2 separate regions of the Homo sapiens genome follow, and region 2 is linked to region 1. A link is an interaction called in ENCODE POLR2A ChIA-PET data of the cell type or tissue named here. Cell type or tissue: OCI-LY7. All regions are shown on one strand. Each heading gives the region's core, and the rest is flanking DNA. Links, peaks and the distances in the headings are about the cores only. Region 1 overlaps WDR20 (WD repeat domain 20). Region 2 overlaps TECPR2 (tectonin beta-propeller repeat containing 2).

What was found. Peaks named below come from ENCODE experiments on the same cell type or tissue, not always from the same donor. Only the 100,000 strongest peaks of a DNase experiment are listed, where the experiment ranks them.
Region 2: POLR2A ChIA-PET joins it to region 1 with 11 read pairs; 2 of 35 experiments call an interaction of 5 or more read pairs at or near these places.

What each region holds. Positions count from the first base shown.
Region 1 is chr14:102,173,681-102,189,134 of GRCh38, reverse strand. All of the region lies in intron 1 of WDR20 (WD repeat domain 20), which reads right to left. Among named protein-coding and RNA genes, the nearest start is that of WDR20, 42 kb to the right of the region's middle. RefSeq lists enhancers at 3,792-4,291, 4,292-4,793. In OCI-LY7, for the core only: no CTCF peak of the experiment used is centred there; a DNase peak (open chromatin) is centred at 8,354; H3K4me3 peaks cover 1,003 bases; H3K27ac peaks cover 984 bases.
Region 2 is chr14:102,472,013-102,487,466 of GRCh38, reverse strand. The region is part of intron 17 of TECPR2 (tectonin beta-propeller repeat containing 2); the gene reads right to left. Among named protein-coding and RNA genes, the nearest start is that of ANKRD9, 30 kb to the left of the region's middle. In OCI-LY7, for the core only: no CTCF peak of the experiment used is centred there; no DNase peak of the experiment used is centred there.

The sequences.
Region 1 (15,454 bases), core at 5,092-13,091:
GGGTTCAAGTGATTCTCCTGCCTCAGCCCCCCGAGTAGCTGGGATTACAGGTACGTGCCACCACGCCCAGCTAATTTTTGTATTTTTTGTAGAGACGGGGTTTCAACCATGTTGACCAGGCTGGTCTCGAACTGACATCAAGTGATCTGCCTGCCTTGGCCTCCCAAAGTGGTGGGATTACAGGCATGAGCCATCATACCTGGCCTTCCTTAGACTTTTCATCCTTAAGATCTCTGGAATTTTTTTTTTTTTTTTTTTTTTTGAAACAGGGTCTCGCTCTGCTGCCCAGACTGGAGTACAGTGATGCAAATACAGCTCACTACAGCCTCAACTTCCTGGGCTCAACTGATTCTCCTGCCTCAGCCTCTCAAGTAGCTGGGACACAGATGCGTGCCACCATGCCCAACTAATTTTTTTTTTTTAATTTTCTGTAGAGACAGTGTCTTGCCATGTTGCCCAGGCTGGTATCAAACTCCTAGGCTCCAAGAACCCTCACATCTCAGCCTCCCAAAGTGCTGGGATTACAGATGTAAGTCACCATGCCTGGCTGGAATTTTTTTCTGGAACAATACTACTGAAATTCAGAGTCAGCTGGGTCAGTTTAGCATGGCACTAATGAGCCTATAGGTCCTTGAGGAATTTCTTTCCAGTACCACAAAGGGTCTGCAAAAGAAGCCCTCCAGTTCCAGTTCATGCCTTCACCATAGCCCTGCCTGCCCACTCTTCCCTCAGGAATGCTGCTGAGTGGACAGAAATGTGGAGGAAGGACTTGAACCCGAGAGGGGCTATTCCACCAAAGGCAAAAAGCTTGCAGCCTGGTTCCCACCAACTTAGTGGGCCTCAGTAGGGGGCTTTGGGAAGCCTGTGGCATCACAGGCAACAGCCATGTCACATCACATAGGCCTGGTAAAGTTTTACTTGATAAAACTCCTCAGTGCCCAGAAGCATCTGATGTGGTATGAAAAATATCTCAGAGCTCTTTTGAAAAATGTGTGTCAAATTATAATCTTAGACATAATTTTAAATGAATCAGGTGGAAATAGTGTAGGTAATAAAGGTAGTTTTATTTTCCCTAAATTTCACATCTTCCCTCCCCATCCCCACCTGAGAATCACCTAAGAGAGAACCGGTCTTGCAGAGTCTTGCCAGAAAAGTAAAAGATCCTTTTACTGGCATAGCTAACAGCTACCAAGTGCCTAATGCAGGCAGACCAGAAACTTACCTGGCCTACACCCAAAGCACTCTCTACCTCCTAAGTCCACTCCTCCCATCCTTAAGCCCCACCCCAACCAGCTTTATACTTGGCGCTCTGTTGGGTCCCCTGCCTGGCACCCCTGCCCAAAGGACAGCTTCAGGGCCCTCATCCAGCCTGGGTTTCCCCAGCTTAGCTCAGCCTCTCTAGCTCTGTGCCAGTCTCCTTCCACCCATTTCCAATCACATGCAATTCGCCCTACACTCTGCCAGACACATCTTCGGGAAGCCTTAGGTCACTCTCCCACTCCACCACTGCCACGGCTCTGCAGGGCCTACAGCTTAGCACTCACAGGCTGCCCAATGTGGCCTTATCACCCCCGCCCCTCCACATACATTACCCCAAAGACCCTTGGCTGCTGCCTGTGCTTCTGACACCTTGCCTTTCCTGCCATTCCTTCTTTCACCCAAAAAAAGTCCCCTATCCTCATATTCACAAAAGCAGAGATGTCATGTCCTCCTGAGCCCCCCCCCAGCCTATGTGTGACATTCTTCCAGACCCCTTCACCGATGCCTATCATTATGTGCCACACTTATTAGCTGCAATATGTTAACTATGTTCCATATATTGTGAAAGTCCAGCTCCTTTTAAAAACAAGAAAGAAGCCAGGAGGCTGCTGAGTCACTGACAGCCTGAATGAATTAATCAAAACTAGCTGGAGCAGTCTGAGTAACATCAAAGGTTGCCATAAGCCATTTTGAAAATCAGAAGAGAACGACTGTAGTGCTATTATCATTCCTCTTGACCACATCTCAGACAACCAAAACAGGGACCAAAAGTGGCCAAGAAATTACTTCCAAGGGCCACAAAGGATCACCTACTAGAAAAGAAGTGGAACGACTAGGGGCCTATCTTAAAACCTGAGATCCAAAATAAACCACACTGCAAAGACTGTTCCGCAGGTTTTCTTGGTGGAACTTTTTTTTTTTTCCTGAGACAGAGTCTCGTTCTGTCCCCCAGGCTGGAGTGCAGTGGCACGATCTCGGCTCACTGCAAGATCCACCTCCTGGGTTCACGCCATTCTCCTGCCTCAGCCTCCCGAGTAGCTGGGACTACAGGCGCCCCCCACCACCCCGGCTAATTTTTTTTATTTTTAATAGAGACGGGATTTCACCATGTTAGCCAGGGTGGTCTCCATCTCCTGACCTCGTGATCCGCCTGCCTCGGCCTCCCAAAGTGCTGGGATTACAGATGTGAGCCACTGCGCCCGGCCCTTGGTGGAACTTTTAACCTAGTCAGGCTTGGGGCTGCTAGTGCCTGTTAGGGATTGATTAGTCCACAGTCCAGGGCCTGGGGCTGGACCACATCTGCTTGTCACCCTGGTGAAACCGGAGGGGGGTGTTGTGGGGGGAGGCACTGAAGATGAAAAGAGACCTTGGCCAATCAGAGCTGATATTCACCTTTTGAACAAAGCTCAACTATGTAACCAAAATTTTCTTCAACATAATGGGAAATAACTGGGTGGGTCTAATGACAAAAATACCACACAGTGATTTTCAAACACCTTCAACTGCCCACACTTCATGTGTAGGCGAACAGTTTAACGCTCAAGTAACAATCAGCTGCACAGCACCACACAGATGCCAATTCCACAGTCCCACCGCTGCCCTTGAAGGGGCCACAAAACCAGGTTTACCTTATGGAAAGACCCACACAATCCATGTTTCTCACAGTATCTTCAATTCAGTAGTTACAGCCAACGTATCTGAACAGTTGGCATTAACAGTATGTAAAGAGCCTAACACTTGTTTAAAATATATGTATGTCAGAAACATAAGAAGTCAGTTAGGCTTGGGTCACTTATGCCCATAGGAAAAACAAACAGTAATCAATTGTACAGTTTCAGTGTTTCATTTCAAAAAGGACAAGAACTTATCTGTGTTATTTACCTCCCTGTCTCCAACATCTAATAGAGGGCCTGGCACACAGAAGGTTATCACTGAATATCTGTCACAGAAAGGAAACAATTCTGAAAATGGAGGAAAAGAACAGTGAAGTGATAGAAACCAAGAGACCTACAGCCAAATGTATATAAAAGCAAATATATAATGCTTTTTTTTTTTTTTTTGAGATGGAGTCTCGCTCTGTCGCCCAGCTGGACTGCAGTGGCGCAATCTCGATAATTCTTTTGCTGACCAAAATGCTAAGAATAAATGCCTTCTTGGGTGTCCATCCATGAAAGCAAACAGTCTCCATCAGTAAATATTAGTACATCACTTTACAGTTTACAAAGCACCTCCATGGATCAGTTTTTTGAAACCTCGCTACAAACCTGCGCAGTAAGTACAACTGCCACTCCCATTTTGTAAACAAGAAAATAGAATCAGCCGCCCAGAGGAACCCAGTGGTAGAGTCTGGCCATCGAAATTCCAGCCCGTGTGCCTTCTGCTGCACCGCCGTCTACTGCTGGGGTGATGCAACAGACATGTGAGGTGGCACCTAGTTCTACGATTCTATCACCATGTAACTCCATGTTCCTAGGCTTCTTGAAGTGGGACTCAAATATTCCAGCCTTTCTCAGTGTGGCCCAGATTCCAGATCTACCTCTTCTTTTCAATCATTTGCCTCACAGAATTATTTTATTAAAATGGAATAATATAAGTCCCAGCAGAATCCCTGGCACTTAAAAGGCACTCGGGAAACATTAGTTTCCTTCTGAATACATAAGGACTTGCTACTTATCATATGGGCTTTGAAAATTCTCATCATTCATTAATACCTTCAAAGAAACAGACATAAGGAAAAACAGAGATGTTTCTTTCTGCCCTAAATTTCCTGCAGAAGGACAGCAGCAGTGGAAGCCCACTTTCAGCAGGTTTTCCTTCCAGTATAATCTTCCAAAACAAAACAGTAGCTTCTCTTTCTTAGTTTCCATTCCTCCTTCATTCTCAAACATACTAGTACAGCCCACACTTGCTTGGCATTCCAAACCCATCCCCTTCACTAAAGACCAACCGTTGGTGCATTGTCTCTAGCGCGCTTCTGATGGGCTCTGACCTGGAATGAGCCCCGGCCAACCACGTTCAAGGGGCTGCGTTTAGCCGCAGCAAGGCTTTGAGAGGCGGCACAGAGAATTAGACAGAGGGGAGGCAGGCAAGACAATAAGTCAAACGTCAGCAAATAGCAAGATGTAAGACGTGTGGAACATCACCTTCATGTCATCCCAAAATGAGAAGAGACACACAGTCACAAAGTGCGTAACATGCGTTAAGTAAAAATTTCACAGTGACAATCTCTGGAATTGCTTGCTGCTCATCAGATGGCTTCTCCCAGGGGCCAGCAAAAGCCCCTCCTTTGGAGCTCTGCATCGGGTGGGGAGAGGGTGGCCACCAGGGGAAAGCAGGAACAAGCAGAGGGCGGACATTCTGTGGCAGCATCTTCCCTGGCCTAGCACCCTCAGTCAAGCATCTGCTGAAATAACAAGCTTCTGTTGTTCTCACATGTCACTTTTTCCTAAGGCAGCCTGTCATTTAGAAACTGCTAGCTATTACAATCTACTTCTCTTCCTTCAGAGTAGCTTCTTAAAGATGAACTTAAAAAACAGCTACACTGCAACATCTTTACCAGCTCTTCATTCTCTGATGCTGTACTCCACGGAAGGTTAGATCTCCTATCGCAAGGCAAGTCACCACAAATGGCTGTTGTGAGGCTTCCTTAGGCTAATGAAATACTGATTTCTTCATTAAAGAAAAGCTATGAATAAACATCAAGATAAATTCAATTTGCACACATACTAACACCAGATCTCATCACATTAAAATGCTGACATATTCAAATGACCTATTTTTATTGAACCCTTCTGTTAAATATGTATAGGAATACGTATTCCCATTCTAAAGGGAATACCAGTATCTCACACTGACGAAAAGGCAAGATGCATTCATTTCTGCAAAAGATGATTTCAAATTCTTAGAAAAAAATGTTTTTTAAAGATAGAATTCTATGCCTTTCTGAAAGTGTTGAGACAACACTGGTAAATTACAGAGCATTGTAGAGCAGAGAGTAATTCCTGTGTGCTGCCTAACTACTACACTGTTGTTGTTCTAACCTTTGGGCCATCCATGGGCTCATTATATTCAGCAGAGCACATAAATGATTTTAAATTTCCAATTCAAGTTGCTGAGTAACATAAGCAACAATCGGTAGAAGAGTTCCCATCCTAAGTGAAAACGGCCCTAAGTCCCCAGTTGTGCAGAGGGCCTACAAACTTCCATTTCCTCATCCTACAGAGAAACTGAGGCCCAGGAAGAGGTGGTGATCTGCCCAAGGTTCATAATGCTTACAACTTCACCTTTAACCATATCTAGCTGTTTCTCCCTTTTCAATCACCCAGCGTCAGCTAGAACAAGCTACTGAATCTGTAATGTCTAAAATTTCAATAAACAACACGTGTAGCAGTAATTGTATATCATATGACAGCATTTTGGACATAGTACACTGCTGTGTTTCAAACAGGAAGCAAAAGAGCTAGAGTGAGAGAACATTAAACATATCTTAAACATTAATGGAGATCAGCTACTAAAACAAGTGGCCAAAATGCTTGACTTGGCTTCTGTAATTCAAATAATCTCTGATCCAACCAGGCGTGAGCTGAAGAATACAGCCTCAAATCAATTTGGGTAACAGAGAGCTGATCTTCCAAATACTAGTGTGAGGAAAAGCTTTGATCTCGCCTTCATCGGAAGTTCAACAGCATTAGTTCATCACTGCAACTACTCACTTGGCACTTGTGCTGTTAGTCATTTGTCATATATGTCGAATATCCTCAAATAACCTAAAAAAAATGTTCATGGCACAACTTTCTTTTTTTTTCTCTCTCTCTGAGACGGAGAGCTCTGTTGCCCAGGCTGGAGTGCAGTAGCGCAATCTCGGCTCCCTGCAACCTCCACCTCCTGGGTTCATGTGATTACCCTGCCTCAGCCTCCCAAGTAGCTGAGATTACAGGTATGTACCACCTGTATATTACAGGTATGCACCACCTGTATATATATGTATTTTATGGAATAAAAAAAGTCTAATTCTGTTTGGGCCATATATTTATTTACATGTACATATTTGCAAAGAAAACAGTTTGAAAAGATATTCACCAAAATATTAAAAGTGTCTACCATTAAAAGAGGGGGTAATATTTAGATAATATTTTTTGCCTTTTTGTCAATAATCATATATTATATATAATTTTTTAATAGAAAAAAATAACCAAAAAAACTACTAAAACTATTTCAAAATTATTCTAGTAGTTTAAAAGCATGTCATTGCTTGGTATTAGGGTCACAGAAAAATCTGTGACTTGATGAACAGTAAAATTCACAATAAAAGGAAGCTTACTGTAACACTGAGCAAATGCATGAATGGGAATGATATATCATCAACAGATGATAATATATTCCAAACAGGCCAAATCATAAAGTTTCACACCAATTAAGACCACAGGAGTCTATTACTCATCTTTCTGTGGCATCAGTGACATCACTCAATGAGAGGAGAGAGGCCAGGAAAATTATTTAAAGAAGCCAACCATTCAGGCAACAGATGAGGAAGCCATGGCTAGTTCTTTTGTTTTACTCTTCAAATGGCATTCAGTGTTAGAACAGTTCACTGTGTGCTCTTAATTTGCTACAGTGGCAAATAAAGATAGCTTTCCCCAGAGTCCTCTTTGGGAAATCCAATCTGTTCCAAGTTTAGCTCCCTATTTTTTCTCTAATATATATTTATAATATGAATCCATATCTTTTTCATAAGAACTGAACTGAGAATTTATCACCAATTTTACAGTCTTCTAAAGATTCTAGGAAAACTGAATCCTACACTACCCTTAATCCAGAAGAAACAGCTAAAAGGGTTACACAGTGAAATTTGTTTTCAAGTATTCAGTAATATTTTTAGCATTTAGAAGTTAAAATCTTGAAACCTGAAATAAAAATATTACACTGAAAGGGAAAGGAGGTGTATTTGTAGTCTCAATAAGGGACAGTGCTGTATTTAAAATGTAGGTTAGCAGGCCAACCCACTTAGAACTGAATAGGAAGCTCCACACTGAAGGCTAAAATCAACCATAATCCAAAACTTAACGCTTGTCAACAATTCCACATATGCTATGGCTATGCTCTATGCTAAGCTTACCACTCATGATCTCGTATAATGCACTGCAGTCTCATATGACGTAATATATAGAATTAAAATTTTGCAACTACTAGCTTAAAAGTTAAATATAAAGCTATTCCCAAAGAAGTAGACTACAGAAGCAACTCATTTCCCAGTGTGAATAATTCTGTAATATATTTATAATATGGAAAAATCTTATGTAATCTAAGTCTTACATCAGGGGATCAGATAATAGATAAAGCTGGAGTGGCACTTTAAAAAGTCACCTCAGGTGAATGGTCATTAAAAAAAAAAAGTCACACTTGTTCTCAAGATGCTGCAACTCAGACCAAAGAAGTTAACTGCCTAAAATCATACAACCAATTAACACAGCAGCTCAACTCGGAGCTCTGATCTCATTCACTGTAAGTACACCATGCCCAGGAAACTAGGAAGAGCACTAAGGTAATCTAACCCAAAGCCCTCATTTCTCAGTCTCCTTCTCCTCTCACCTGTGGTCTTCTTGCTTCTACATCAGACAGTAACTACCAGACAGAACCTGAAATTATTCTATTATTTATAACACAGTGCCATGAACTACAGAAGACTTACCCAAACTCATTAAATTTAGGATAAACCAAATGACACTCATCTGGTTAAAGTTCATAAGTTATGTTCTGAATGCTGCCAGCCTTCTTCAGGAGACAGCAACTGTACTGGAAGACATGAGTTGCTTGCCTCTTGATAATTCAAAGCTTTCAAGCTGAATGTGTCCTGATGAACTAATGACAAAGACCACATCCACAGCTCTTTCCAAAGCTTTTGGCCACCTTCAGGAAAATCATCCCTTTGCCATGCAGCCAAATACTCACCAAAAAAACTCTAGTCAGCAAGGATGTATGCAAAATTCTGTATGCAAATACAAGGATGGCGGAAACAGGCAGCAATTTTAAACTAGGGTACAAAGATATGGAAAGCTAAGAAATGCAGGCCAGCCCCTCACATGGTTACGACAAAGGGTAAAGCTCCAAATAGCAGCAGGTCTCATAGACAGCAGCTGTGACTACAAACCAAAAGAGAATCTCTAAAGTGACACAGCAAGATCTGATCTCTCCTCCGTGTAGAGTACTACAACTAGATTTGTCTTTAAATATGAAGAGACCCAAAATAACACAACGTCCCCACTTTTCTTGTTGCCCACAGCAAGCCTGAGTACTTGCCCTGCTCTCACAAAATTCTTACAGAATTCTTCACCCCAAGCAGTAATCCCAGCTACTCCGGAGGCTAAGTCAGGAGAATCCCTTGAACCCAGGAGTTGCAATAAATAGTATGCTATTTTAAAAGTGTAAAGTGATATGTTATATAGAGAAAGCTCTGGTTGAAAACGTGCAAGACACTCTAAAGAGTGGTTAAGAGCAGAGACTCTGGAGCCAAGATGCCTTCAGGTTCTGTCTTGTGAGCTTGAACAAGCTATTTGCTTTTATATACCACCACTTCCACAAAATGGGAAAATGGGGTTAATACAACAGTGACCCTGCTACAGGCAGCGTTCGAGGATTAAAGGAGTTAAAATATGTAAAGTGATCAGAATCATACCTGGAACAAAGTAAGTGCTATGTAAGTACTGGCTGTTATTATTATTATTGTTTTGTTTTTGAGACAGTCTTGCTATGTCGCCCAGGCTGGAGTGCAGTCTCAGCTGACTGAAACCTCCATCTCCTGGGTTCAAGTGATTCTCCTGCCTCAGCCTCCCAACTAGCTGGGATTACAAGCGCCTGCCACCACGCCTGGTTAATTTTTGTATTTTTAGTAGAGACAGGGTTTCACCATGTTGGTCAGGCTGGTCTTGAACTCCTGACCTCAAGTGATCCGCCTGCCTCGGCCTCATAAAGTGCTGGGATTACAGGCGTGAGCCACCGTCCCGACGTAACTGTTATCATTATTAATAGTATCAATTTACATTTTTTAAATGCACTCAAACCAAGAACTACAGTGAGTTAGCGTGGAAATAAGTATTTGATTCCTTACAAAGCATTTAAAAAATAAAAGTTAATATTTAGCCACCTGTTGGAAAATGTATGTACAAATATGAGGGGAGGGATTTGAAAATGAAGGGGGTGAGGAAGGGCAAAGTTAAACCAGTAAAATTACTCTTTCCAATCAGTTAAGATTTTACTGTACTTGATGTAGCATAATTTTTTTAAGTTATAAATACAGACAGGGTGTGGTGGCTCATGTTTGTAATCTTAGCACTTTGGGAGGCTGAGATGGGAGGACTGCTTGGGGCCAGGAGTTCAAGACCAGCCTGGGCAACATAGTGAGACCCCATTTCTTTTTTCTTTCTTTTTTTTTTTTTTAGAAAAAAAAAAATACTTTAAAAAAAAGTTAGAAGTTCAGAGGTCAGAACTGTGTAGTATACCAATTTACACCTCAATGAAAGTTTAATTTCTGAGACAAAAATAGAGTAGCACATATGATGGCTCTACCTGTGAAAATACAGAGGTTAGAATATGATCTCAAAGGCCGCTTTTATAATACCTCCTAATTCTGACACATTGTAAATAAATGAATATTATTAAATAGAAAATAGTCTTTTTTTAAAAAGCTGAAAGGTTGCTGCTTATTGGGTGGGTTAAGTATATGAGGAGAGAAATCTAGAAATACAGGTATTACAACCATTTATTATAAAACCACATGACAGCCACACAGGCACACGCATTCTCTGGGAGCAAGAGTTTACATGAAAAGCGGGGTGGGGTGCTAGAAAGAACATAGGCTTTGGAGTCTGACAGGCCTTGCTGAAATCTCCGGCTGCCACTTACCAGCTGTGTAGCCTTGGCAAGTTACTACATCCCTCAGAGATTCCCCTCTCTCATCTCTATATAATATAAAGTGGGACGCGCCACTCCCTCTTCTGCAAAGTATCTGTGAGATCATAAGGGACAATGCATGTGACAGCACCTAGTTCAGTGCCTAGCCCAGTGTAGCTATTCAGTAAATGGGAGCTGTGATGAGATAGAAACAAATCAGCAGTGATTAGTATAGTCTACAAATTAAATAGTCAGTGAGCTGAGTTTTCGTTCGCTGTGAGGTAAACCAATACTAGATCCTATAAGGCAGTGGTTCTCAAACTAGCCCATCAGAATTACCTGGCATGCTAGTTACACCACAGATTGCTGAGCCTGCTCTCACAGTTCCTGATGCAGTGTTCAAGTGCAGGGGCCCAGAATCTTCATTGCCACAAGTTCTGAGGGGACGCTGATACTGCTGGGCAGGGACCACGCCTAAGAGAACCACTGGTGTAAGGGAAGAGAGGGAGAAGAGGTGCACAAACATGGTCCATTCCTACAAGGAACTCACTGAGGATCTGGAATACACACACGCCAAACAATTTTTTTTTTTTTTTTGAGACAGAGTCGCACTCTGTAGCCCAGGCTGGAGTGCAATGGCACGATCTTGGCTCACTGCAACCTCTGCCTCTGGGGTTCAAGCAATTCTCCTGCCTCAGCCTCCCAAGTAGCTGGGACTACAGGCTCATGCCACCACACCTGGCTGATTTTTATATTTTTGGTAGAGACGGGGTTTCACCATGTTAGCCAGACTAGTCTCGAACTCCTGACCTCAAGCGATCCACCCACCTCAGCCTCCCAAAGTGCTGGGATTACAGGCATGAGCCACTGCACCTAGCCACATAACAATTCAACCCCATATATACAGATCTCAAACTCCACCACCCTACAAAAGATACAAACTCATGTTATAAAAAATGAGGATGCCAAGGCACAGGGATCCTTCAGGACTGGTGAAACCATGACCCCAAGAGTTAAAGACACCAATGACTAACAGAAATTCTCAAGTTTGCAGGATTGCAGATAAGAAAAGAAACAACTTACTGACATGCCCTCCACTTGTAAGACAGAAAACATAACAGGCTAAAATTGGTTGGAATCAATATAGGTGACTGGAGTTTGTGTAGAACAAGCTTAAATTTCTACCACATGGTTCATACTAACTTCCCCCAAATTTGCACATGGGACCCATGAGGAGGCATGAATAGATAACTGCGGAAGCCTGAAGACTTTCCAGACCACCCCTTTCCTTATATCAATCACCTGCTACTCCCAGAATCCACTCCCTAAAGCTTTTCTAATAAAGTTACTGCCTTAAAGCCAGCACAGAGAGACAGATTTGAGCTGAACTCCTGACTCCTTGTGAGTCGACTTGCAATAAAAAGAAAGCCAATATCACGACACTGGGTTTTTGAGAAAATACTCAAAAACCCAGTGGCTCGATTCTCATCTGGCTATATTTCTCATAGCTAGTAGACTCCCTTCACTGGGTTTTGAGAAAACTTTCTCAAAAACCCAGTGTCACAGTACAGGCTTCTGGCACATTGGACAGCAAGCCCCTTTTGCCTAGTAACACTGGGACAAATACCGATGTTTTTCACAGTTCCTGCAGTCTCACAGCTTCTGTAAACGTAAGAAGTAAAATACTTGGGCAATGGCATTGGCAAGTAGAAATATGTGGGAAGGCACTTGAGAAAAGAGTGAGACAAATAGATAAACAAGTGTGTGAAAACAATGGTCTCAGCTCAGCTAGTTCAATATCTGAATGGGAGAATCTCATCAGGAGAAATGATGATAGAGAGATTTTGAAGAGGCACTGACAGGGTAACTTACTAGGCTTAGCTTGGATTTGATGTCATCAGTAAAGTGAACCATTACAAATCTCGGGCAAGTTAGCCACATGGTAGAAATGGTAACTGCAAGGTGGGGCACGGTGGCTTACGCCTGTAATCCCAGCACTTTGGGAGGCCAAGGCAGGCGGATCACCTGAGGTTGGGAGTGCAGGACCAGCCTGACCCAATCTCTACTAAAAAAAATAATAATAATACAAATAATTAGCCGGGCGTGATGGCAGGCGCCTCTAGTCCCAGCTACTCAGGAGGCTGAGGCAGGAGAATGAACCCGGGAGGCGGAGCTTGCAATAAGCCGAGATGGCGCCACTGCACTCCAGCCTGGGAGACAGAGCAAGACTCCGTTTCAAAAAAAAAAAATTGGCACCAATCCTACTGAAACTATTACAAAAGATAGAGAAAGAGGGAGTCCTCCCTAAATCATTCTATGAAGCCAGTATCACCCTAATACCCAAAACCAGAAAGAATATAACCAAAAAAAAAAAGGGAAAGAAAACTACAGACCAATATCCCTGACGAACGGAGATGTAAAAATCCTCAGCCGGGCACGAATTTTTGCGTTTTTAGTAGAGACGGGGTTTCACCATGTTAGCCAGGATAGTCTCGATTTCTTGACCTCATGATCCGCCCGCCTTGGCCTCCCAAAGTGCTGGGATTACAGGCGTGAGCCACCACGCCCGGCCCCACTTACACTTGATTTTTTTTGAGATGGAGTCTCGCTCTGTCGCCCAGGCTGGAGTACAGTGGCGCGATCTTGGCTCACTGCAACCTCTGCCTCCTGGGTTCAAGCGATTCTCCTGCTTCAGCCTCCCAGGTAGCTGGGACTACAGGTGCATGCCACCACGCCCGGCTAATTTTTTTGTATTTTTAGTAGAGATGGGGCTTCACCATGTCAGCCAGGATGTTCTCGATCTCCTGACCTCGTGATCTGCCCACCTCGGCCTCCCAAAGTGCTGAGATTACAGGCGTGAGCCACCGTTTCCAGCCCTGACTTTCACTTTTATTCAACATAGTTCTGGAAGTCCTAGCTAGAGCAATCAGACAAGAGAAAAGAAATAAAGGGCATCCAAATCAGTAAAGAGGAAGTCAAACTGCTGCTGTTTGCTGATGATATATAATCATATACCTAGAAAACCCTAAAGACTCATCCCAAAAGCTCCTAGATCTGATAAATGAATTCAGTAAAGTTTCTGGATACAAAATCAATGTACACAAGTTAGTGGCTCTGCTATATACCAACAGCGACCAAGCTGAGAATCAAATCAAGAACTTAACCCCTTTTACAATAACTGCAAAAAAATAAAATAAAATACTTAGGAATATATCTAACCATTGACATGAAAGACCTCTACAAGGAAAACTACAAGACACTGCTAAAAGAAATCACAGATGACACAAATGAAAACACATCCCATGCCATGGATGCGTAAAATCAGTATTGTGAAAATGACCTCACTGCCAAAAGCAATCTATAAATTCAATGCAATTCCCATCAAAATACCATCATCATTCTTCACCAAACTAGGAAAAACCATCCTAAAATTCATATGAAAACAAAAAAGAGCCCACATAGCCAAAGCAAGACAAAGCAAAAAAGAAAAAAATCTGGGGGCATCATATTACCTGGCTTCACACTATACTATATGGCTATAGTCACCAAAACAGCATAGTACTGGTATAAAAACAGATACACAGACCAACGGAACATAACAGAGAATCCAGAAATAAACCCAAATACTTACAGCCAACTGATCTTCAACAAAGCAAACAAAAACATAAAGTGGGGAAAAGACACCCTATTCAATGAATGGTGCTGGGATAATTGGTAAGCCACATGTAGAAGAATAAAATTGGATCCTCATCTCTCACCTTATACAAAAATCAACTCAAGATGAATCAAAGACTTAAATCTAACCTGAAACCATAAAAATTCTAGAAGATAATACCGGAAAAATCCTTCTAGGCATTGGCTTAGGCAAAGATTTCATGACCAAGAACCCAAAAGCAAATGCAACAAAAATAAATACATGGGACTTAATTAAATGAAAAAACTTCTGCACAGCAAAAGAAATAATCAGCAGAGTAAACAACCCACAGGGTTGCAGAGAAAATCTTCACAAACTGTGCATCCAGCAAAGGACTAATATCTAGAATCTATAAGAAACTAAAACAAATCAGCAAGAAAATAATTAATAATAATAATCCCATCAAAAAGTGGGCTAAGGACATGAATAGACAATTCTCAAAAGAAGATATACAAATTGACAGTAAACATATGAAAAAATGCTAAACATCACTAATTATCAGGGAAATGAAAATCAAAACCACAATATGATACAACCTTACTCCTGTAGCAATGGCCATAATTAAAAAACAAAAAATGCTGGGCATGGTGGCTCACGCCTGTAGTCCCAGCACTTTGGGAGGCTAAGGTGGGTGGATCATGAGGTCAGGAGATCGAGATCATCCTGGCTAATATGGTGAAACCCCGTCTCTACTAAAAATACAAAAAATTAGCCAGGCATGGTGGCGGGCGCCTGTAGTCCCAGCTACTCGGGAGGCTGAGACAGGAGAATCGCTTGAACCCAGGAGGTGGAGGTTGCAGTGAGCCGAGATTGTGCCATTGCACTCTAGCCTGGGTGACAGAGCAAGACTCTGTCTCAAAAAATAATAATAATAAATAAATAAAAATAACAGATGCTGGTGTGGATGTGGTGAAAAGCGAGCACTTTTACATGGCTGGTGGGAATGTAAACTAGTACAACCGCTATGGAAAACAGCATGGAGATTCCTTAAAGAACTAAAAGTAGATCTTCCATTTGATCCAGCAATCCCACCACAGGGTATCTACCCAGAGGAAAAGAAGTCATTACATGAAAAAGACACTTGCACATGCATATTTATAGCAGCAGAATTCACAATTGCAAAAATATGGAACCACCACAAATGCCCATCAATCAGGTGGATAAAGAAAATGTAACAATAATAATAATAATCATGGCATTCCAAGCAACCTGGATGAAGCTGGAGACCATTATTCTTTTTTTTTTTTTTTTGAGATGGAGTCTCACTCTGTTGCCCAGGCTGGAGTGCAATGGCGCGATCTCAGCTCACTGCAAGCTCCGCCTCCCGGGTTCACACCATTCTCCTGCCTCAGCCTCCCGAGTAGCTGAGACTACAGGCGCCCGCCACCACGCCCAGCTAATTTTTTGAATTTTTAGTAGAGATGGGGTTTCAGCATGTTAGCCAGGATGGTCTCGATCTCCTGACCTCATGATCTGCCCGCCTTGGCCTCCCAAAGTGCTGGGATTACAGGCGTGAATCACCTCGCCCGGCTAGTTATTCTAAGTGAAGTAACTCAGGAATGGAAAACCAAACATCATACGTTCTCACTTGTAAGTGGGAGCTAAGCTATGAGG
Region 2 (15,454 bases), core at 4,388-12,387, 300 kb before region 1:
CTTTTATCAACACACGTGTGCGCACGCACACACACACTCACACATGTTCCTCAGTCAGAATGTGGTAAACCCAGGCTGAAAAACAAAAACATGCTGAAGATTTCACAGCCAAAGGAAACATGTATCTAGACAGACCATTTTGGCATGGACTTATCAGAACTTGGAAGAAATTCAGCAGGAATGTTTCAGGAATACCAGGGTGGACCGAGGGTTTTTGAAGCGGCAGCACAAATGCCCCAGGAAAGACGCCTCTGGAAATAATCCTAACCCAAACAAACCACGGTTATCCAGGCGGCCATTTGTGCTTTCCACACTGCCTTTTCTTTTCCCTCCAAGTCTCTCTCCCTCCCTGTTTTAACCTTGAATCCCCGTAAAGACTGACACATGCTGAGCTTTACTTTCCCTCAAGGATTCATGGTGCTGCTGTGTGTCTGTCCGTCTATCCGTGCAGCCTCAGGGGGCGCTGAGGCGTGTGGGTTGGTTGGGCCATTTGTCACATGGCCCCGTGGTAGCTGTACTTTCTGACTTCTGTTTGGTCTTTCTAGTTCTTTTTTCCCTGTAGCAGACCCTCTTCCTGCTTCTGGTCTATTCTTCCCAATTTCAGATGGGCTTAAAAACCCGATACCCATGTTAATAGGTCTAGAATTAAATTAAAGGTAAATTCTCAGAGCCAGGGCTGACACACTAGGAGGACCTCCTCTTCGTGGTCTGTGTCCTTAGCTGGAGGAGCCGGGGACCATGATCTCTGAGGCTCCTCGAGACTCTGACCGTGGTACGAGGTGGGTATGGCTGCCCGGGGCCTGCTGTGCTGAGCTCTCTCTCTGTCCTCACTGGCCCGAAGACCAGCAGTTTTCCAGCAGCGCCTGTGGGGCCCTGGCCTTGCAGAGGTGCCTCAGGGCCCCTGTGGAAGGGGCAGTTTCATGGGACCAGTTTTGCTGTTACTTGTTGAACACATCTGGCTTATGTACAAGATTTTATTTAAGGCTGGACAGCTGGGAGTGTTTTTTGTATTTTGTACACACACCTGTAGTCCCAGGTACTCAGGAGGATGAGGTAAGAGGATCACTTGAGCCCAGGAGGTTGAGGTTACAGTGAACTGAGATTGTGTCACTGCACTCCAGCGTGGGTGACGGAACAAGAGCCTAACTCAAAAAAATTTTTTTTTAATTTGAAGAATGGGTCCCACTGCTAAAAAACATTTGGAAACTTCTGGCCCAGCAGAGCAGGGCTCCAGACAGAAACAGGCTCCACTGCTGCTCTCTTCTGGCCTGTCAGAGGCCTCTCCCTCTCCGTGGTGGGTCCTTCTGCACTGACTCCAGTTACTGCTGGGCCTCTACATCTGGTCTGAGGTGTGACCTCAGAATCCAGCAAGAAGCTGCATCTGCTAATTGTAGGGGGTGCGCTAAAGAAAACGCTCAGAAGCAGGTTTCCTGGGTGCCTGTCACATTCTGTCCTTCCTGAGCAGGGGCTGGTGGAGCCAACTGGCCACTCTTCCTGTCTACCCTCCAGACCTTGTCACTGATACCAGCCCAACGACTGCGCCATGGCTAGCACCAGGACTCAAATATTGCTGTGAGACAAGAAGAGCAGAAGCTGGACCCAGTGGCACACACCCTGGTCTCTGATAGCTCATCGCCCTGCTCTGTGGCTGACTCTACAGACAGGCTCGGGGAAGCACCTTCTGGATGAGTGCAGCCCAGAGGGAGAGGTCCCTAAAGATGATCTCTGGGCTCTGCTCCTCTAGGGTCATGGCAAGCATCGCGAGGGGCTCCCCTTCCTGCCGCTCATGGTTTTACTGGGGGCACACGCAGGGCAGGCTGGGACAAGCTTCCCTAGGTCGTTGTTTAAACTACTGGGTCATAAGTTGTTAAAGCACGATGAGGGGACTGCTGCAGGACCCAGGGCACCCCGTTAGAACCCTGTGGTCTACTTCTAGGTATCATGGCCTTCCAGAATGAGAGAAAAGACTTAGAGTTCAATATGGTGAAGAGGGGTAATAGTTCCTAGAAGCAAGTTTTGAAGAAGAGAGCTCAAAAACAATAGATGTTTAAATGGAGGTATAGGAAAAAAAGGCAACATGGAAAAAATTAAAGGAAGTGGCAAAAAACAATTTAGTTTCTCTCAAAGGGAGCTGGTTCCATCCCACACCATTAGACAGCAGTTTGGGGAGGTTTCATACCTTCATTTGCAGGCAGCATAGTTGTGCTGACGGAACAACTTACAGTGTAACAGGCAGCCCCACCAGCACCTAAATACCACTCAAAGATGTTCAGAGGCTTAGAGGAAAATAGTGGCTATACTCTGAAGACTGTGATACCAGAACCGTGGAGGTGAAGGGGATGAGCTGCACCATGGTGCTCAGCGCTGGGTATGTGCAAGAGTCACCTGCAGGGCGCTGAAGAAGCCAGAAGCTTCTGGGCAGTGATGATAATGAGCACACAATTACTCTTTCACTCCCTTCTCAAGCACCACTACCATGAGAGGGAATGGGTTAAACAAAGAAAAACGGGGCGGGCGCAGTGGCTCGCGCCTGTAATCCCAGCACTTTGGGAAGCCGAGGCAGACCGGATCACCTGAGGCCAGGAGTTCGAGACCAGCCTGACTAACATGGCGAAACCCTGTCTCTACCAAAAATACAAAAATTAGCCAGGCATGGTGGCATGCGCCTGTAATCCCAGCTACTCGGGAGGCTGAGGCAGAGAATTGCTTGAACACAGGAGGGGGAGGCTGCAGTGAGCTGAGATCGGGCCACTGCACTCCAGCCTGGGTGACAAAGCAAGACTCCATCTCAAAGAAAAAAGGTTCAAATCTCCTAAGGACAGAGAGAATGAGGGGAGGAAGCAGCCATACAATTCTGGAAGCTGGAAAGTGGGGGATGCATGGCAAGGACTCAGCGGGCCCTGGAAGGCTAAAAGCAACGACTCCCCACCCAGCAGCCCAGCCAGATTGCTGTCAGAGACCCGCGGGGCCCACAGGCTCCATGCATGTGCTCAGGGCTTCCAGTCAGCCTTGCTGGGCCTCACTCTTCCAACCAGGGGACTGCCAACATCTGAAGAAAGCCTCTGCCATGTAAAAGGCGAACTAGACAGAAAACACACAACTTGGGACATACAAAGACCAGGCAGGGAGAAGAAACTTCCAAAACATCCTTAGGGAGATGAGAGAAGACTGACTCTACAGCCATCAAACAACAACAGGAACTTTCAGAAATTAAACATGTGATCATGGAAATAATCTGACAGAGGGTTGGAGAAATAAGGTTGAGAATGTCTTCTAGAAAGCAGGATAAAAGCATAAAAAGACAGAAACAGGAGAGAAAGGAAAAGTGGAGGCCAGCTTAGAAAGTCCACAATACAAAAGGAAGCCTCCAGGCTGGGCACAGTAGCTAATGCCTGTAATCCCAGCACTTTGGGAGGCCAAGGCAGGTGGATCACCTGAGGTCAGGAGTTCGAAACCAGCCTGGCAAACATGGTGAAACCTTGTCTCTACTGAAAATATAAGAATCAGCCAGGCATGGTGGCAGGTGCCTATAATCCCAGCTACGTGGGAGGCTGAGGCAGGAGAATCGCTTGAACCCGGGGGGCAGAGGCTGTAGTGAGCCCAGATTGCGCCACTGCACTCCAGCCTGGGCAACAAGGGCAAAAACACCAACTCAAAAAAAAAAAAAAAAAAAAAGAAAAGGAAAAGGAGGCCTTCAGCCAGAGCAGACAGAAAACAGGAGGGGTGCCAGGTGCAGTTGCTCATGCCTGGAATCCAGCACTTTGGGAGGCCAAGGTGGCAGGATTGCTGGAGCCCAGGAGTTCAAAAGCAGCCTGGGCAATATAGTGAGACTCCATCTCTACAAAAAATAATAAAAAAATTAGCTGAACATGGTGCATATGCCTGTGGTCCCAGCTACTTGGGAGGCTGTGGTGGGAGGATTGCTTGAGCCCAGAAGTTTAAAGCTACAATGAGCTGTGATTGCGCCATTGTGCTCCAGCCTGGGTGACAGAGTGAGAGACCGTCTCAAAAACAAAACAAAACAAAACAAAACCCCACAACAACAAAAAACCCTACAACAACAACAACAACACACAAAAACATAACAACAAAAAAAGGAAAACAAGAGAGGCGGGGCAGAAGAGGACCCCAGCAGAGGACCCAGACACCCACCAGCACATAGGCTGCAACCACCTGGCTGCAAGGATGAACACAGCCCTCACCAAGGCATACCACTATGTATCTGTTCTTATAACACTAGGAACAAAGAGACCTTACAAACTTTCAGAAAGAAAAACAGGTCAAGTATCAAGGATCAGGTGTTAGAACGGCTTCTGGGCCGGGCGAGGTGGCTCACGCCTGTAATTCCAGCACTTTGAGAGGCCGAGACGGGCAGATCATAAGGTCAGGAGATCGAGACCATCCTGGCTAACACGGTGAAACCCCATCTCTACTAAAAATACAAAAAAAAAAAAAATTAGCCAGGCGTGGTAGCGGGCGCCTGTAGTCCCAGCTACTCGGGAGGCTGAGGCAGGAGAATGGCGTGAACCTGGGAGGCAGAGCTTGCAGTGAGCCGAGATCATGCCACTGCACTCCAGCCTGGGCGACAGAGCGAGACTCCGTCTCAAAAAAAAAAAAAAAAAAAAAAAGAAAGGCTTCTGGCTTCTCAGTAGCAATCCTGGAAGCCGAGAGACAATGGAGAAAGACCCTCAAAATCCTAAAGGAAAATGGTTTCCAACCTAGACTGCTATATCCAGCAAGGTCAAGGGTGAACACAGATGAAAGACTTTTCAGACATGCAATACCTCCAAAAAGTCACCAACCATGAACCCTTCCTTGGGAACCGACTGGAAGATAAACTCCACCCAAACAAACACAGACACAGAGAGAGGAAGACCCGGGATCCGGGAGAAAGGGGCTCTAACATGAGGGGAGGTCAAAGGTGACGCTAGGACAACAGCTGGGTCCCGGGTAGAGAGAGGAACGAGGCCAGACTGGAGCTGGCCAAGAGGGTGCAGGAGAGATCTCTGCAGGGGGAAGAAATGGAGAGGACACATTCCTAATGTGTGAGACAACTGGCAGAGAGTTTGGGATTGAATGTGTGGAACTGCACTTAGAAAACTAGATGAGCAGGCTGGGTGTAGTGGCTCATGCCTGTAATCCCAGCACTTTGGGAGGCCAAGGCAGGTGGCTCACCTGAGGTCAGGAGTTTGAGACCAGGCTGGCCAATGTGGTGAAACCCTGTCTCTATTAAAAATACAAAAAATTAGCTGGGTGTGGTGGCACACGCCTGTTAAGCCCAGCTACTCGGGAGGCTGAGGCAGAAGAATCACTTGGACCCAGGAGTTGGAGGTTGCAGTGAGCAGAGATTGATCGCACCATTGCACGCCAGCCTGGGCAACAGAGCAAGGCTCTGTCTCAAAAAAAAAAAGAAAAAAAACTAGATGAGCAAACAAGATGATTATCAAGTCCAGGGAAAACAAAGAGTCACACAGACAAGGAACTGCAGGTGTGATTCATCCCCTGCCTCCGCTGTGAAGAGCTCCTCTGTCCTCACAGCAAGGCCCGTGCCCAGGAAGCACTGCAGCTCTGGCAGGGTGGAAGTAGGAAGGGAGGTGGGTGGCTGGGGGAATGGGGGACGGGGGATGCAAGAGCTCTGCATGCTTCTCTTCCCGCAGAGAGTCAACCAGAAACACCTGAAGTCAGGGGACCAAACACAGCTCCCGAAGCAGCATTCAGAGACAGGCAGCGAAAAGAACTGAAAGGAACTCTCCAGAGAGGGCAAAATTGGCAGGAGAGACATGTTTCTTATAGCACATCTTATAGAACCCACTGACATGTCAACCTACTGATTTTCACATGTGACTCTGTTTTCTTTCTTTTACAGATGGAGGCTCACTCTGTTGCCCAGGCTGGAGTGCGGTGGATGATCCTGGTCTCCAGTGATCCTCCCACCCAGCCTCCTGAGTAGGTGGGACTAGAGGCACATACCACCACACTTGGCATTTCATGTATGACTTTCATGAAAAATAAAAACCAGGCTCGGTGTGGTGGCTCCTATCTGTAATCCCAACACTTTGGGAGGCCAAGACAGGTGGATCACTTGAGGTCAGGAGTTCCAGACCAGCCTGGCCAACACAGTGAAACCCCATCTCTACTAAAAATACAAAAATTAGCTGGGTGTGGCTGGGCACAGTGGCTCACGCATGCAATCCCAGCACTTTGGGAGGCCGAGGCGGGCAGATCACCTGAGATCAGGAGTTTGAGACCAGCCTGGCCAACATGGAGAAACCCCGTCTCTACTAAAAATACAAATACATAGTGGCACTCACCTGTAGCCCCAGCTACTCAAGAGGCTGAGGTGGGAGGACCACTTGAACCCAGGAGGCAGAGGTTGTAGTGAGCTGAGATTGTGCCACTGCACTACGCGCCTGGGTGACAGAGTGAGACCCTGTCTCAAAAAAAAAAAAAAAAAATTAGCCAGGCGTGGTGGCGGGTGCCTGTACTCCCAGCTACTCAGGAGGCTGAGGCAGGAGAATCACTTGAACCCAAGAGGCGGAGGTTGCAGTGAGCCAAGATCACCCCACTGAACTCCAGTGGGCGACAGAGCAAGACTCCATCTCAAAAAAAAAAAAAAAAAAAAAAACCCAAAACCAAAAAACAAAACTGGCCAGGCACAGTGGCACACGCCCGCAATCCCAGCACTTTGGGAGGCTGAGGGGTGGGAGGATCACTTGAGACCAGTAGTTTGACACCAGCCTGGACAACACAGCAAGACCTCATCTCTACAAAATAAAAATTAAAAAATGAGCCAGGTGTGATGGTGCATACCCCTAGCCATTTTGGAGGCTGAGGCAGGAGTATTGTTTGAGCCCAGGGGTTTGTGGTTATAGTGAGCTATGATCGCACCACTGCACTTCAGCTTGAATGACAGACTGAGACTCTGTCTCAAAAATAAAAAATAGGCCGGGCATGGTGGCTCACGCCTGTAATCCCAGCACTTTGGGAGGCCAAGGCAGGCGGATCACAAGGTCAGGAGATCGAGACCATCCTGGCTAACACAGTGAAAACCCATCTCTACTAAAAACACAAAACATTAGCCAGGTGTGGTGGTGGGCGCCTGTAGTCCCAGCTACTCGGGAGGCTGAGGCAGGAGAATGGCGTGAACCCGGGAGGTGGAGCTTGCAGTGAGCCGAGATCATGCCACTGCACTCCAGCCTGGGCGACAGAGCAAGACTCCGTCTCAAATAAATCAATAAAAAAAAAAAAAAAAAAACCAACCAAGATGCCTGGGCCTCACCCCAGACCTGCTGAATTCATATCTCCAGGGAGGGCCGAGGCCTGGACATTTTTAATAAGCTCCTCTGATGGCTCTAATGTGGATATGACCCTTCACTTTACTGATAGGAAAATGAAAGTGAAAGGCGAGTTTAAGCAACATTCCCAAGGTCAATTGAATCTACAGGCAAAAAACAAGTATTAGTTGAAGTTCTTCTGATTGCAAGTAACAGATTCTGCCCGCAATGGGAACAGTCCCTCCTGGCTGGCAGGGCTCCAGGATGCTGCAGTCTCCCTGAGCACTGCGCCCCACTGCTGGAAATGGCCACATGCCATCTGCCCAATGCCTCTCCAAGGCACCTGCGTGCAGGCCAGCTGGGAAGGAAGTCTTGCAGTATCATGCATACAAGCGACGCTGGCTCAGTGAGGTTGGATCAAGGAGACCAAGAGGCACTTGTACAGGCAACTGGTCCAGTCACCAAAAGGAGATTAATGAGATTACAGACCCAGGCTGGGACGCCAGCATGGATTGGCTTCTTCTGCCCCAAAACAATCCATGTCAGAGTCCCCATGTCCACTCCATCCCAATCTCACATCTCACAGATGTGCACCACAAATCCAGCGAATCAGGCCAAAGAATTTCCACAGCTCACTGCAGACCTTCTCCATTTGGGTCCTGTCCGGCCCTGCTCAAGAGCCTCCAACAGCCCCCACTGCCCATGGAATTAGCCACAAACCCTCCAGCCTCAGAGTCAAGATCCTCCAAAGATGACCCAAAGGACATCTCAGATCTTCTCTTTCCCACAACATCCTTTGTGCATCCTTCACTCCCAGAGGTTCACTGCCAGGAGCCTAGAAGCCCACAGAGCTAATGTCTCACAGTCCTCAGGGTGGTCCAGCAGCAGACAGTCCTCCCAAGGCAGCAGGGAGGAGCACTCTTCCCTACTCAGAAACACTAGGCCAAGCCTCTTTACCTGCTGGTCACTGAAAATGCCCATTGAGTCTCAAGTCCAAGTTCAAACACTACCCATCCTCGGAAACCAGGTTTGGGACCCTGGGGATCTGTATTTTTTTCATGATTGCTTCTATAACCTCCTGCCTCGCTCTTCTTTTAGTCATTTAACTTTTGGTCAGTTAACTCCAAAAACAGCTTCAATCATTTCCTTTTTTTTTTCCTTTTTTTTTTTTTTTTTGAGACAGGGCCTTACTCTTTCGCCCAGGCTGGAGTGCAGTGGCATGATCTCAGCCCACTGCAACCTCCGCCTCCTGGGCTCAAGCAATCCTCCCATCTCAGCCTCCCGAGTAGCTGAAATTACAGGCATGTGCCACCATGCCCAGCTAATTTTTTGTATTTTTGGTAGAGATGGGGTTTTACCATGTTTCTCAGGCTGGTCCTGAACTCCTGAGCTCAGGTGATCCACCTGCCTCGGCCTCCCATAGTGCTGGGATTACAGGTGTGAGCCACCATGCTTAGGCAGCTTCACTCATTTCTGTTCCCTCTGCAAACCAAACACAATGTAGGGTACCCTATAATCTTCATTTAAAACTTTTTTTTTTTTTTGAGACAGGGTCTCATTCTGTCACCCAGGCTGGAGCGCACTGACATGATCACAGCTCACTGCAGCCTCAACCTCCCCAGTAGCTGGAACTACAGGCACATGCCACCACACCTGGCTAACTTTTGTATTTTTCATAGAGATGGGATTTCACAATAATACCCAGGCTGGTCTTGAACTCCTGAGCTCAAGCAATCTACCCGCCTCGACCTCCCAAAGTGCTGGGATTATAGGCATGAGCCACCACACCCGGCCCATTTAAATTTTTTTTTTGTACACTTTAATATTTAAAACAACTCTACAGAGGCCAGACATGGTGGCTCACATCTGTAATCCCAGTACTTTGGGAGGCTAAGGTGGGAGGCTTGCTTGAGGCCAGGAGTCCAAGACCAGCCTGGGCAACATAGCAAGACTATGCCTCTACAAATTTTTTTAAAAATTAGCTAGGTGCGGTGGTGCATGCCTGTAGTGTCCTAGCTAGTTGGGAGGCTGAGGTGGGAGGATGGCTTGACCCAGGAGTTTGAGGTTACAGTGAGCCACAATCACTCCACTGCACTCCAGCATGGGCAATGGAGTGAGACTCTGTCTCTAAAAAACAAAAACAGGCCGGGTGCGGTGGCTCACGCCTGTAATCCCAGCACTTTGGGAGGTGGGCAGATCACGAGGCCAGGAGATCTAGACCGTCCTGGCTAACTCTTTTTTTTTTTTTTTTTTTTTTTGAGACGGAGTCTCGCTCTGTCACCCAGGCTGGAGTGCAGTGGTGCGATCTCGGCTCACTGCAAGTTCCGCCTCCTGGGTTCACACCATTCTCCTGCCTCGGCCTCCTGAGTAGCTGGGACTACAGGCGCCCGCCACCACGCCTGGCTAATTTTTTGTATGTCCTGGCTAACGTGGTAAAACCCTGTATCAACATAAAATACAAAAAAAAAAAAAAAATTTGCCGGGCATGGTGGCGGGCGCCTGTAGTCCCAGCTACTTGGGAGGCTGAGGCAGGAGAATGGTATGAACCCAGGAGGCGGAGCTTGCAGTGAGCCGAGATCGCACCACTGTACCCCAGTCTGGGCTACAGAGCAAGATTCTGTCTCAAAAAAAAAAAAAAAAACCAGCTCTACAGGGGTATGCTGACATACAATGAAATGCACACATTTAAAGTACATAATTGGGTAAGCTTTGACATATGCATACACTCTTGAAGCCACTGCCACACCTCCCCTTTGAAATTTCTGCCAGGCCTTGAGTAAGCACTGATCTGTGTTAGCATTTTCTTTCCTTTTTTTTTTTTTTGAGACGGAGTCTCGCTCTGTTGCCCAGGCTGGAGTGCAATGGCGTCATCACGGTTCACCACAACCTCTGCCTCTCAGGTTCAAGCAATTCTCCTGCTTCAGCTTCCCAAGTAGCTGGGATTACAGGTGTGCACCACCACACTCAGCTGACTTTTGTAGTTTTAATAGAGACGGGGTTTCACCACGTTGGCCAGGCTGGTCTTGAACTACTGACCTCAGGTCATCCACCCGCCCTGGCCTCCCAAAGTGCTGGGATTACAGGCATGAGCCACAGCACCTGGCCTGTGTTAGCATTTTCTAGTATTTTATATAAATAAGTTTGTTTTTGAGACAGGGTCATGCTCTATCACCCAGGCTGGAGTGAGGTGGCAGCCATCATGGCTCACTGCAGCCTCTGCCTCCTGGGCTCAAGGGATCCTCCCACCTCAGCTTCTTGAGCAGCTGGGACTACAGGCACCCAGCTAATTTTTGTATTTTTTGTACAGACGGGGTTTTGCCATGTTGCTTAGGCTGGTCTTGAACTCCTGGGCTCAGGCAATCTGCTCGCCTCAGCCTCCCAAAGTGTTGGGATTACAGGCATGAGCCACTGTACCTGGCCAAATTTTATATAAATGAAATGATAACAGTATGTATTCTTTGGCTTCTTGACTCAGCATAATTATTTCATCAAATTTGGACAACTTTCAGTTGTATTTCTTCTTCACATCTTTTTTTCCTGTCACCCTTCTTCCCTCTTAAGACTTGGATTTCATTTACGTGAGGCCACTTGAAGGGGTCTGTGCTCACTGATTCTCTGAACATTTTCCAGCCTGTTTTCCCTCTGGGCTTCAGTGTGGATGGTTTTTCACTGCTGTGTCTTCAAGCTCACTAGTCTTTTCTTCTGCAATTTCTATGCTGCCATTAATCTCATCCAGTGATATTTTTCAGCTCAGACATTGCAATTTTAATCCCTACAAATTTGATTTGAGTTGTTGTTTTTTGTTTTGTTGTTTTTTTTTTTTTTTAGAGGCAGGGTCTTGCCATCTTGCCCAGGCTCATCTTGAACTCCCGAGCTTAAGCAATTCTCCCAGCTCAGCGTCCCAAAGTTCTGGGATTGCAGGCACGAGCCACCACACCCAGCCTGGAGTTTTTTGATATTGTTTTTTTTTTTTTTTTTTTTTTTTTGAGACAGAGTCTCGCTCTGTTGCCCAGGCTGGAGTGCAGTGGTGCAATCTTTGCTCACTGCAACCTCCACCTCCCAGGTTCAAGTGATTCTCCTGCCTCAGCCTCCTGAGTAGCTACGATTACAGGTGTGTGCCACCACGCTTGGCTAATTTTTGTATTTTTAGTAGAGATGAGGTTTTGCCATGTTGGCCAGGCAACTCCTGACCTCAGGTGGTCTGCCCACCTCAGCCTCCCAATGTGCTGGGATTACAGGTGTGAGCCGTTGCATGCCTGGCCTAGCCTGGAGTTTTTCTATCTCTCATTTTCTACTTAACAGGCTGAATCTCTCTACTAGCTTCTTGAACACATAAAGGTGTAACAACTGTTTTAATGTCCTGTCTATGAATTTTACCATCTGTATCATTTCTGGGTCAGCTCCTATTGACGGATTTCTTCCCCTTTCATTGCAGGTCGTATTTTCCTGCTTCTCTGCTTGTTGGGTAAATGTTAATTGGTTGCCCATGTGAATTTTATCTTGCTGATGTTGGATATTTTTGCAATCTGTAAATATTCTTGAGCTTTGTTCTAAGATGCTGGTAAGTTACTCTGAAACAGTTTGATTCTTCGGAGTCTTGCTTTAAGCTCCAGTAGGTAGGACCAGAGCTGCATTTACTGTCAGGCTAATTTTGCTCCATATCTGAGGCAAAACACTCCTGGGCATCTGACCTACTTATGGGTGCATGTGATCTGTCCAGCAGAAGACCCTCTGACTGGTCACAGGGAATTGTGACACAGGCTCCTTCCTCAAACATGGTCTGACCAGGCCACCTGCCTGGCTTCAAACTCTTCAAGAATGATGCCAATGCCTTAGCCCAGCCCTCCCTGCCCCGGCCTGTGCCAGTCTCCCAATACAGCCCCTTTCTGCACCCTGGGCAAGGGTGCCTTCTGCTCAGTGCCTATACTTCATGTCCCCTCTGCTTAGAACACCCTCTGTCCTGCCTGCCTGCTACACTCCTACTTGCCTTTCTTGTACCAGTGCCACCTCTTGTGAGATCCTCTGACCACTCCAAGGCCCTGACAGCACTTCCCTCTCCAGCTGGCTCCATGGCACTCTGCCCACAGCTCTGGAAGCACAGGCGCCAGTGGTTTGCGTGTGTCTCTACGGTAGCCTGTGAGTGTCCCTGGATGGGACTGTTCTTGCCGCTGCTCTGTTGTGGGCCTTGAGGATGAGGGGCTGAGGAGGCCCGGCACAACCACTGACTACCCTGAGACCAGGAACCTTGCTTTTGCCAGGCCTTGCTTTCCTCATCTGCAGAAGGAAGTGGCAAGGTTATGTGTTTTCCAGTCTCCTTCTAGCTCTAAAATCTTTGTGTGGGGCAGGGGGAAGGGGGGACAACCTACTGGGGTTCAGATTTATATGGGCTGGGTAGGTCAGAGACGTGCCTCGGAGAAGAAAGGTTGCTCACTGACCCACAAAAGATGGGTCCCTTGTAAAATATACCTATTTTTCTCCCTGATCATGAAAAAGTTTTCCTACCCATTATGGGAAAACATGGTAAATTTTAATCACTTATAATCCCTGGATCAAAATAGTCTTTTTTTTGAGATGGAGTTTCGCTCTTGTTGTCCAGGCTAGAGTGCAATGGCGCGATCTCGGCTCATCACAACCTCCGCCTCCCGGGTTTAAGCAATTCTCCTGCCTCAGCCTCCTGAGTAGCTGGGATTACAGGCATGCACCACCACACCCAGCTAATTTTGTATTTTTAGTAGAGACGGGGTTTCTCCATATTGGTCAGGCTGGTCTTGAACTCCCGACCTCAGGTGATCTGCCCACATGGGCCTCCCAAAGTGCTGGCATTACAGGCATGAGCCACCGTGCCCGGCCCCATAACAGTCACCTTTGTTGTAGTTTCTTCTAGGTTTTCAGTGAGAAATTATTTTTTATTTTTATTAATTGATTAAGACAGGGTCTTGCTCTGTTGCCCAGTCTGGAGTGCAGTGGTACAAACATGGCTCACTGCAGCCTTGACCTCCTGGGCTCAAGTGATCCTCCCACCTCAGCCTCCTGAGTAGCTGGAGTAGCTGGGACCACAGGTGCACGCCAACACACCTGGCTAATTTAAAAAATTACCTGTAGAGACGGGGTCTCACTACGCTGCCTAGGCTGATTTTGAACTCCTGGGTTCAAGTGATCCTCCCACTTTGGCCTCCCAAAGTGCTGGGATTATAGGCATGAGCCACTGCACCCAGCCTAGTGGGATTTTATAGTTTTGTTTTACAAAACTGGAACCACACCATAGACACCATTTCAGAGTCCACTGTAAGCACAGTAAGAACAGACACCTCTTCTACTCAAGCACATGGGGCACACAGAATGTGAAACTTCACACCAACTATGCTTGCGTTAGAGGTACCTCTAACACAGACAGAAAATTCTCTAACTCAAACAGCAAACTCCAGACTATGAAGATGCTAAACACAACTATAAATATTTTCTCCAAACCCTTGCAAGTGTTAGCAAATCTGAAAACTGAGTCATTTGTTTTGAGTACTTTGTTAAAACTTTACCGCAAAACTACTACAGGAGGGGTATCTTCCCAGAGAAGAGAATAGGACAACAGAACTAAATAGAGAAGCTGATGCTAATTTTAAAAGATTTCTGTGGCTTCACTTCATGTGCCCTTGAGCATCTATCCCCTGCCTCCATTTCCTTTTCCACTGCAAATACATCCTCTACGCAGATGAAGAAGCTCAAGTCGAAGAACAAATAAAACAAAGTGGAAAGATGTAGAACATAATCAAAATACATAAACCCCGCTTGTTCTCCAATCCTCAGATTCAACCAACTCTTCTGACGTTCCAGTCCTCAGAGTGAACCCCCATCTCCCCTCACTCCTGGGCTCATTTGCAGGACCCTCTGCGATTTAAAGATTCGCATGTGTAGGCTTTGTCCTAAAATACGACGTGTGAGGCCACTAAGCCTATGACATGTCGCCACAACCTGGTGCTTGCTGCCATCCTGCAGTTGGTCCTGGCCCAGGCCTTGGACCTCAGAGCCACAGGAGAGGCAGAGGCGGGTGTCACACACCTGGGTCTATGTCCCACCCCTGCCGCCTGCCCGCTATGAGGCCTCAGGCAACTTTCTGAACCTCTGAGCTAGGGTTTTCTCCTCTGTCAAATGGGGAAAGACGCAGTCACTTCCCAGGTTGTTGTGAGGACTGAGGGAAAGATGTGCTTCAGGCATTAGCCTGGCACAAGGCGAGCGCCTGGCAGCAGAGCTTGTCTTCACTTCTGATCTCAGCAAACAATCGTCAGTGCCAGCAGCCCGGGAGAAGCGCCTTCCTCAGCCCAGGGGAGCCTCGGCAGGGGCAGCACCTGGGAGCTGGGGGCCTGGGTCCCTGCCTGGGCTTGGCACACACCAGAGTTGGGATCCTGGGCAAATTGCTCAACTGTTCTGGGTAACAGATTTCCTCGTAAAGTAGGGGGAACTACGGACTTTTCTATTTCCTGGGGCAATAAAAGGGTTAAGGATAAGGCAGTGCTTGGCAAAGTGCAGTAGAAAGGCCTGTGTACATGTGAAGCCTGATTTCTTTCCCACAGAAACCAACTTGAAAAGCATTTTGTATCTACAGAATCCATGGCAAACTGAATGTCTTCCATAGCATGCTAAAAGCTAACTCAATGAGAAAATGTGGCTCTATTCAGCAGAACTACTTGAAATAGTTCATGCTTAACATCCCATTTAGCAATCACTACTTTATTCAGAGCAGAGCTTTGAGGTCCTTTCATGTGAATTTGTTCTATTTTGGCCATTTTCCTGGCAAAGCTGTTGATCACCACAGTCAATAGAGCACTTTAAGCAAAGCTCTCTTCCCCATTTTAGCTTTGCTTCCTAGAGGTTATTCTAGAGTCTACATGGAGACAGGAACAGGAAATTGTGGTTGCACACCGTTCTCCATGTAACCCTTTTGCCAGGTACCTGTGTGGCCCCATGGCTGCAGAGAGGTGCACACAGCAGAGGCAAGGGTGGCTCCAGCCCCACTGAGGACTGAGATCGGCAGCTTCCTGCTTGCCCTACTCTCCAGCATCCTGGCCTCTGGCTTGCTGGGAAAAGGAGGAGGCAAGGCACATGGGCGCTCAACCCACTCAAGGACGTTCTTTCTACAACACATCCTGCAAATCTCGCTCTTGCACTCAGCAGCCTGCCTCTGCACT